3 separate regions of the Homo sapiens genome follow, and all the other regions are linked to region 3. Evidence: chromatin contacts called from ENCODE Hi-C or POLR2A ChIA-PET data. All regions are on one chromosome and are shown on one strand. The core of a region is the stretch at or near the end of the contact, and the rest is flanking DNA. Distances in the headings are between cores, read along the strand shown.

Region 1 (2,700 bases), core at 2-2,501, 1.0 Mb after region 3:
TAACTTCTCTTTTCCTTATGCCCCATCCAAACCATCCTCTACACTTAAGCACAAGTGAATTTTTAAAAACACAAATCTGAAAGTGTAACTCCCCTGCCTAAACCTTCCACTGGCTTGCTATTGCTGTTGTACTTAAGATAAAACCTCAAGTCTGCCACATGGTCTGGCTGTTGCCGACCTCCCCAGGCACTCTGCGTGCCGCTCTCCCCACCACTCTCCGCCCTCCTTTCCACCCTCTGTTCTGGCTATGAGTCTTCAAGTAAGTCATTCATTCATGTACATATAGTATAAGTATGTATGTATGTAGACATATACGGAAGCAGATAACCAAGTTAGATATCCGTTTGACTAGAAAGCTCTTTCCCCTGTAATGTGTATGCCTAACTGCAATTTTTTGTTCTTCTGACACACACAGAAGCCTTCTCAGACTCTCTCCCTTTAATTATGTTCCCCTTATTAATTTTTCATAATTCTCATAACATTATTTTCACCTTAATAGCTCTTACTACAAATTATATGTGTGTGTATGATTCATGTGTATATATATATATTCATATTAAAAGATCAATTAGTGTTAGCTTTTAAACTAATGTAAGAGTCTTTAGAAACAGGCAAACAGATTAGAAACACTTTTCTTCCTTTTTTACTTCCTTCCTTTTCTTTTTTCCTTCTCTTTGCTTTGTTCTTTTCTCTTTTTTTTTTTAAATACAGGCATAAATATAGAAGGGAGGATCATATATATGTGTGTGTGTGTGTGTGTGTGTGTGTGTGTGTGTATATATATATATATATGTATATGAATCATAGTTTGCCTTTTTGCTCCTCCACTAAATTGTTAGCTCTAAGAAGTGGGACATGTATGCTTTGTTCTCTGCAGTAAATTCAGTTCCCCAACCCCAGATATTCTGGGATTTGATTGGTCAGGGGTGGGGTGGGGTCTGAGCACCGGCCTTTACTGAAAGTTCCTCACATGGTTCTCATGTACAGCCAAGTGGAGACCTGTTTATCTAACCCACCTTCATCATTTTAAGAAGGAAGGAGCTGAGGCCCAGAGAGGTCACCTGACTTGGTCAAGGTCTCTTGGAGCTGGCTATAAGCAGATTGAGACAAGGACTCAGTTCTTTTAGGGCCTGGTCTCTTTGCACACTATAATGTCCCTTCACTTAAGTTGGAGAAGCTTTATCACTGAGTAGAGAGAGGTTTCTTTCATATTTTTGCATTCTTGGAGGATGACTAACTCATGCTTGTTAGCCTGGGACTTTCCAGGTTTTAGCGCTTTAGGTCCTGTGGGTCTCAGGTAAAGGAAACAAAAATATGCCACTCCAAAATATACTTCTTTGGTATATTTTGATATGACTATTCACAGGAACTGCAAACCACAGGAAAAGCTTTGAAAAGCTGTCTTTTGGGGAGGCGGGGAGATTTGCATCTGTAGAGGAAATCTACATTAGTGAAATGAAGTTAACAGCAGACACAAACAGGGTTTTATAAGGCCTCCCTTATCCAGACCTAGGAAAGATTAAATCACAGGAAAGAGGGACTAAAGTTCTGACACTTCAAAAGGTCTGACAGATAAAGTTTTACCACATAAGAGCAGGATACTGTCTGTTCTTTCCGAGGGCTGCTATCCATGGGGCTCTATCTGCATAACAAGATAGCCTTTGCTCACCATGCCTTTTCTCCCCTCTTCCTCCAATAACTTGTCTTGCCATGCCCCAAGCCTCTATTCCTTGCTGTATGGTATATAACCTTCAGCCATCTGGCTTTCCATTGAGTCTCATACTTTGTGTGTGGCTTCTGTGTCCATATGCACATTAATAAAATTTGTACACTTTTTTTTCCCTGTGAATCTGCCTATTGTTAGTTTGTTTTATAGACTCAAATTATTTAAACTTCAGAAGCAAGAGCGAAGGAAATTCTCTTCATCCCTACCCAGGCAAGCTGAGATGGTTGACATCACTGTTTGCACAATCACTAAGTCCAGGTTAGGAAAGAGAAGCAATGCCATACGGTGATTGAAACCCAAATTCTAAAGCTAGACTCACCTAGGTTTGAACCGTGACTTGTCAATTAGATGATGACCTCAGGCAAGCTTCAGTTTCTTTATGTGTAAGAAGGGAGAAATAATGTTGTATGCCTTAAACAGTTGTTGTGAAGATGAAATTAGCTAATATTTGTAAAGCACTTAGCACAAAACATTGTTCATAGTAAAAGATCAATTATGGTTAGCTTTTAAATTGATGTAAGAGTCTTTAGAAATGGATAAAATGATAGATATACTTTTCTCCCTTTTTTCTTTCCTTCCTTTTTCTCTTTCCTTCTCTTTGTTCTTTTTTCTTTTTAAAATGCAGGTGTAAATATAGAAGGGAGATGTGTTTCTGAAGGTCTAGCAATTGCTAGAGCACTAAAATACCTCTTTTTTTTTTTTTTTAACCAGCGCTCATTACTGTCTGTCAACTCTAAATGCCACCCAGACATTTCTAGGTAGTGCAATTTTGCCCTGCCAAGTGAAAGCATTTCATGACGCTCAATCATTAGGCAGCTATTTAAAACAATTTTCTTTCAGAGCTTCTCCTTCCCTTGGGCATTCATGCTGAAGACTCTGTCAAAGTGCCTATTTCCTGGAATCTGGCTATAGCAGACTTCCCAGAGGTTGGTACACCAGACTAATCATTTTTCTAAGGCAGCACTGGAGCCCTC
Region 2 (2,700 bases), core at 9-2,508, 1.4 Mb after region 3:
CACACAAGAGAGGCTAAATGGGAAAATTACTGACACCCAAGCCAATGACCTGAGTCAGAACAACTTTTATCAGAATGAAGCGCAGAAATATTAATATCAAGAAGCTGAACTTTTAAATCAAAGCCAGAAAATGTATTTGCCCAAGGTAAAGGCATGAGCAGAAGGTTTACAGAGAGAAGGACAATGATGATAAGGAAAGCTTGCTTCTTTACAATGAATGCATTGTGACAAACTCGTGAGGCACCAAGCAAGCTGACAAGGGTCCCTTCTTCCTTGCACCTAGGACAGTTTGGCTAAAGGACATCTAGGGTGACACGCCTCAGACAGTCCGCATTAATTTCACATCCTGGAATAGCCCGAAGAACCTGTCCAACCTGACTGTCAGCCTTTTCAAAATCACTTTTGGAATTCTTTGTTCAATCCTGCTTGGTTTACACTGGAACGTCTCTTCTGGGACTTCTCTGGTGACTTGATCTTTGTCCACAATGACATAGCCCAGGAGACCCACCAATACCCAGATTTGCCCAGTGGGTGACACTAATATTAGATCCAATTAGAAGTGTCAATTCAAAACAGATGAAGGACACATTTACACACAAGTCAGGGCTGCCACAAATTCATTTCTTCCTCACAATATCCTCTAGCAGAAAAAAGGGCAAACTGACCTTGAAGAAACCTCCTTTTTTTTATCGGTTACCATGGCAGCATGAACCGTCTCTCCCCAGGGCACCTGCCCATGGGTTTGCACCTGCCAGCTGGTAGCAAGAGTGCACCAGCAGCCTTGGTTCCCAGTGGCTGTGCTCACATCATCAACAAAGGTACCAGCAGTGCCAATTGGCTTCACGATATGGATACCTGCCCGCTAAGCATTGGCCTGGAGCTCGGGGACTTTCACAAAGGCCAGCCAACAGCTGGCAGGCAGGAACCTCCAGGTCATTGTCATCCTGGGCTGAATTGGAACATGCACTTGGGAGACAAAGGCTCTGTCTGTAACCACAGCATCCCTTCCTCCCTGGGTGTTTTATTTTCAGCTCTGGGTCCCCTGCTATGGGAAGGCCATGTGGCTGAAGGTGTCTTTCTTGTTTTTTTTTCCCCCCCCTCCTTTAGCATTGTCCTGCCTTGTGCATGGTGCAGAAAAGCTTTCTCTGTCCCATGTCTAGTTTTATTGCAAATCAGAGAGCTCACCATAAGTCATCCTGGGCCAGTGGGTTCAGAGGTGGAGCTGGTAACCAGAGGCCATGTCAAACTTCCTCCTCTGGCTCCATACCAAGGCCTCGGAGGATTTTTTGTCACATGAGGTTACTGTAGTTTCACATCCTCTAAAGCAAAGCTCTGTCGAAACTCTCTATTCTCACATGGCTTCAGCTCAAACAACCACCCTACTCAGCTGCCTTCCTAACCCTTTCAAGCCGTGAATCAGGAGACCTGGGTTCCAGTTTCAGCTCAGTCTGCGTGCCCCAGAGCAATGACGGGGCCTCAACTTCTTTATCATGAAAATTAAGAGGCCAAAGTACCTTTCACTCAGGTTCCTTTCAACTCTCTCTCCCCTATCTTAAAAAAAAAAAAAAAACAACAGCTTATTTTTCCTGTTGCTTTTAGAAGAAACTCTTAACCTGAGACTCTCTAAAAATGAATAGAGATTATTGTGGTTTAAAAAATAAATGGCTACACACAGCAACCTGACTGTATCTCAAAAATATTATGGTAAATGAAAGAAGCTTCACATACAAAAGAGCTCATACTGTATGGTATTATTAACATGGAATTCAAAAATAGGCAAAACTAATCTACAGTTTTAAAAATTAGAATAGTGGTTGCCTCTGGCTGTGAGGTAGGAGCAGGGATTACCTGGGAAGGGGCAAGAAAGAATTTTCTGAGATGAAGGTTATATTTTATATCCGGTTAGGACTGGGTCACACAAGTAAGCCTTCATCAAAACTCACAGACTGCTACTCTTGAGAGGATCAATAGAGGTAATAAAGCAATTATAGCAAAATATTAATTGCAGGATCCAAGTTGTGAGTAAATGGGTATACCCTGTTTAATTCCTTCAACTTTCCTGTAATTTGGGAATCTTCATACTAAAATGTTAGAAAAAAACACGTTCTAATACATTTCAAAATTCCTGTCTCACTCATTCTCTCCTTTCTTCCATCCCCTCCCTCTTTCTTGACATGTGACCTTCTTTTCCCATTAAATGAGTCAATGGAAATGGGAATATTTATTGATTTGAGCAGTTAAGTCACCAGTGCTCTGTGATGACTAACTACTTTATCATTCATTGCCCATGGCTTTCAAGGGAAGAGGACAAGCTCTGTGCATCTTTCTCAAAGAAAGCGTTCCTACCTGTAAAAGTCTGTTAGAAAGGACTGCAGATTTAATAAGCATCTTTCAAGAGCTCTGTCCCCATTCCAACTCACCCCAACCCTCCAGCCCCAACACATTTGTTAAAAATTCACATTCAGAGATGCAGGACCCTCAACCTTGGACTTCCCAGACTCCAGAACTGTAGGACATAAACCTCTTGTCTTTACTTTAAAAAATAATAATAACATTCAGTCCCTTTTTTGAAGGTTTTTATCAGGATATCTCAAACTTAACACTGAAAGGAGGTAGCAAAATTTCTGTTTCCTCCATGTCTTTGTACTTGTAGAAATGGAGGCACAAAGGTAAGACACAGGTGTGACCAGGCCCTTCGAG
Region 3 (2,700 bases), core at 45-2,544:
TTAACTGTTACATTTCCAGACACCATCCATGATACCTGCTCATCCCGAGAAAAATTAGATTACCCTGTTAAACTGTCTTCCCTGGCTTTTCTTTGTGGCACTTATCTATTATAAGGCTATAAATATGTCTGTGTGCGTTACCTATTAGTTAATACCTATCTCTGACATTAGACTGGCAAGCTCCATGAGGTGATGTCTCTTTTTGCTCATCACATTCCTCACATCTTATCAGACACATACTAAATATTTGCATATATACACATAAATGCTCAGCAAATATTTCTTGAATACTCCAATAAGTACAAGCAAACAACCCGAGAAGAACACAACAGAATGTAATTGTTCATCTTTTGAGCTCAACCGTAATATGTGGCCTGCTCATCTGCAGCAGGAATCGGCCATCTATAAGTTGAGTTGTCAAATCAATTTGTACAGTAAGCAAAACTGCATGGCGGCAGAAACGAGGGCAGACAATTTTACAATAGATTACACGTAACCAGTGTGTAACCAGTGTGTAAGTCCTGTAATTTTTATTAAGTATTGATTTTTCCAGAACGCATGGAGACACTAGATTGTTGCTGAAAATGATATGAAAAACTGACAGAAAATGGGGCTGGCTGGCACCAGGAGGTCAGGAACTCCACTCAGTACTCGTCTTTGCGTTAGCCTAGCTAGCTGAGATGGTGCTCAGGATGAATTCCTGCTGAAACAGGAGCTAATGCAATTATTTTGTTTTTAGAAGGGGGAGAAGTGTGAGTTAAAAGAGAAATGCCAGGCTGCAACAGGGCTACTGTCAGAATTTTGGAGGCCCAAAGAGCTTAGACTTTTTTAATCTAAAACAAGGCCACCCCATGGGGAGGTAGCAGCTCGAGTGTTGGGAAATAGAAATGTTGGGCCCGAAGCTCCTCCCGGGTTCTAAGGCCCTTTCCTCAGGACAAGCAGCAAGGTCTCAGGGCAGACAGCCAGGGGCTGGGGGACCTCTCGTACCTTGCTTGACACGGGGCTCCCTGGAGCCGGCAGCGGCAGCGGCAGCGGTGGCCGGCCTGGACACTGGCTTCTTGCTTTGGGCCTCCCCGGCAATTCCAGCCTCGGCAGATTTGGCTCTGGAAGCAGACACGGCGGCCCGGACCACCGCGGCCGCTGGAGCCTTGTGTTTCTTGTTCTTGCCGCCCATGTTGCAGCTGTGGCAGAAGATCCTTCGCGGCCCAGGCCCCGACGGTACCACTGCACAGCCGAGAGCTCTTCACATTCCCCGGCTCCGGGGCTGCCACCCTGCGCTTCGATCCGGGCTTCTCGGGCCGGGGCGACCGCTGCCTCGCAATTGGTCGAATTCAGCAGGCTCCGCCTCCTTGAGTCGCCAGCTGCCTGCCACACGCCAGGCGCCACGCGCCGCCCTCGCTCTTTATCCACTGAGCAGCTTATCCACTTTAGGTCGGAAAGGAAAGGAAAGAAAAGCAGGAAAAAAAAAAAAAGTCAGGGGAACATTTTTGTCGGCTGCGCGACTCGACTACTTTTGTCTCCTGCGGGCCACTGTTGAGCCTTCACGAGACGTCACTGTCTTCGGTCGCGGGGCATCGTGGGTAGGAGGGAGATTTGCTCTCACTGCTCCCAAAAATGGCGGACGCATTCGGAGATGAGCTGTTCAGCGTGTTCGAGGGCGACTCGACCACTGCGGCGGGAACCAAAAAAGACAAGGAAAAGGACAAGGGGAAATGGAAGGGGCCTCCAGGGTCTGCAGACAAGGCAGGGTAAGGAAGAAGTTCCAGTTGTTGCTTTTATTTTTTTTCTCGGTGGGGAGGAAGAAAACACTACTCTCTTAGGAAGAGCACGAGAAAGTGAAGTGTACATTGAGTGGCGTTGGAAGTGAAGGGGTTCCAGAAAAAAGTTGGAGAGGGTGGAAGAATGTTGGTTCGTGGAAGGGGGGTCTTGGCGTTTCCTGGTGTCTGCAGGCAGCGTGATCTTCTGCTTCAATTCCCTTACGTCGATGTTACTGATTCTGTCCCCATCTTCGCGGTTGTCTCCTGCATCAGCACAACACCTGGCACATAGTCGTTAATAAACAAAACGAATGATTAGTTGAGTAAAAGGTGAAAAGGTTTAGAAAAAATGATATGAATTGATTTGGAGGGGAAAGGGCAGATAATAACATGAGAAGGGAGAGACATTTAATCTCCAAGATGTAGTAGTTTTCTCTTCCGTAAAATGGAGATAATAGTGCCTACCACTGGTGGATATGAGGATTCAATGAGATACACGTGTAAAGTGCCTAACAGTGGTTAGCTAGCTATCACTAATAAATGGTAGCTATCGTGAGTTTATTGAGAAAAAATTTAAAAATTACTGGACCCTACCCATATGTTTAGACTGGTGCATACAGCCACCAGAAAGTGTACAGATCTGTTTATAGTAGAACAAGGAAAAGCTATTACTTGTATTAAATAAAGTAAGATGATTAATTAACAATCAACAAAATATACTCTTGGCATTGTGGGGCCAGATACCCAATAGATGCTTGAAATTAAATTAGACATGATTTTGCTCTCAAGGAATTTTCGGTGTAGGGAAAGAGAACAGGTACCCATTAAAGAGTTACAGTATAGGTGAGGAGGTCGTTAACTTAAAATGAATGATATATACAATTAAGTGTTATAAAAGTTCAAGAAAGGGAGATCCTATTTCTGACTTTCAGGAAGGCTTATT

Evidence for each region. Hi-C counts contacts between places; a loop is a spot of excess contacts on that map. ChIA-PET counts read pairs that join two places held with the same protein, here RNA polymerase II (POLR2A). Pooled maps may share reads with other maps.
Region 1: a pooled map shows a loop between it and region 3 (4-fold over the local background). The contact joins the enhancer-like site here to the promoter of DHX29 in region 3. A Hi-C loop is called at or near these places in 6 of 50 pooled maps. POLR2A ChIA-PET finds 5 or more read pairs at or near these places in 3 of 52 experiments (CD4-positive, alpha-beta T cell, T-cell and activated T-cell).
Region 2: a pooled map shows a loop between it and region 3 (5-fold over the local background). The contact joins the enhancer-like site here to the promoter of DHX29 in region 3. A Hi-C loop is called at or near these places in 1 of 37 single-sample maps with no recorded cell type and 3 of 50 pooled maps. POLR2A ChIA-PET finds 5 or more read pairs at or near these places in 1 of 52 experiments (OCI-LY7).

What each region holds. Positions count from the first base shown.
Region 1 is chr5:56,327,805-56,330,504 of GRCh38, forward strand. The region is part of intron 2 of LOC105378977 (a long non-coding RNA gene); the gene reads left to right. Among named protein-coding and RNA genes, the nearest start is that of ANKRD55, 96 kb to the left of the region's middle. Within about 2 kb of position 1,252, at least 8 of the 41 ENCODE cell types and tissues checked have a DNase peak (open chromatin) inside an H3K27ac peak, as active enhancers do; they include CD4-positive, alpha-beta T cell, where a contact is called at or near this core.
Region 2 is chr5:56,668,898-56,671,597 of GRCh38, forward strand. No RefSeq gene overlaps it. Among named protein-coding and RNA genes, the nearest start is that of C5orf67, 64 kb to the left of the region's middle. RefSeq lists a silencer at 1,305-1,599 and an enhancer at 1,549-1,598. Within about 2 kb of position 1,259, at least 15 of the 41 ENCODE cell types and tissues checked have a DNase peak (open chromatin) inside an H3K27ac peak, as active enhancers do; they include OCI-LY7, where a contact is called at or near this core.
Region 3 is chr5:55,306,400-55,309,099 of GRCh38, forward strand. It overlaps DHX29 (DExH-box helicase 29), which reads right to left and starts at 1,295. Exons shown (of 27, transcript NM_019030.4): 1 at 988-1,295. The coding sequence starts at 1,174. MTREX (Mtr4 exosome RNA helicase) reads left to right here and starts at 1,590. Exons shown (of 27, transcript NM_015360.5): 1 at 1,590-1,748. The coding sequence starts at 1,615. LOC124900979 (a long non-coding RNA gene) reads right to left here. Exons shown (of 2, transcript XR_007058774.1): 2 at 1,750-2,038. RefSeq lists enhancers at 964-1,223, 1,364-1,843.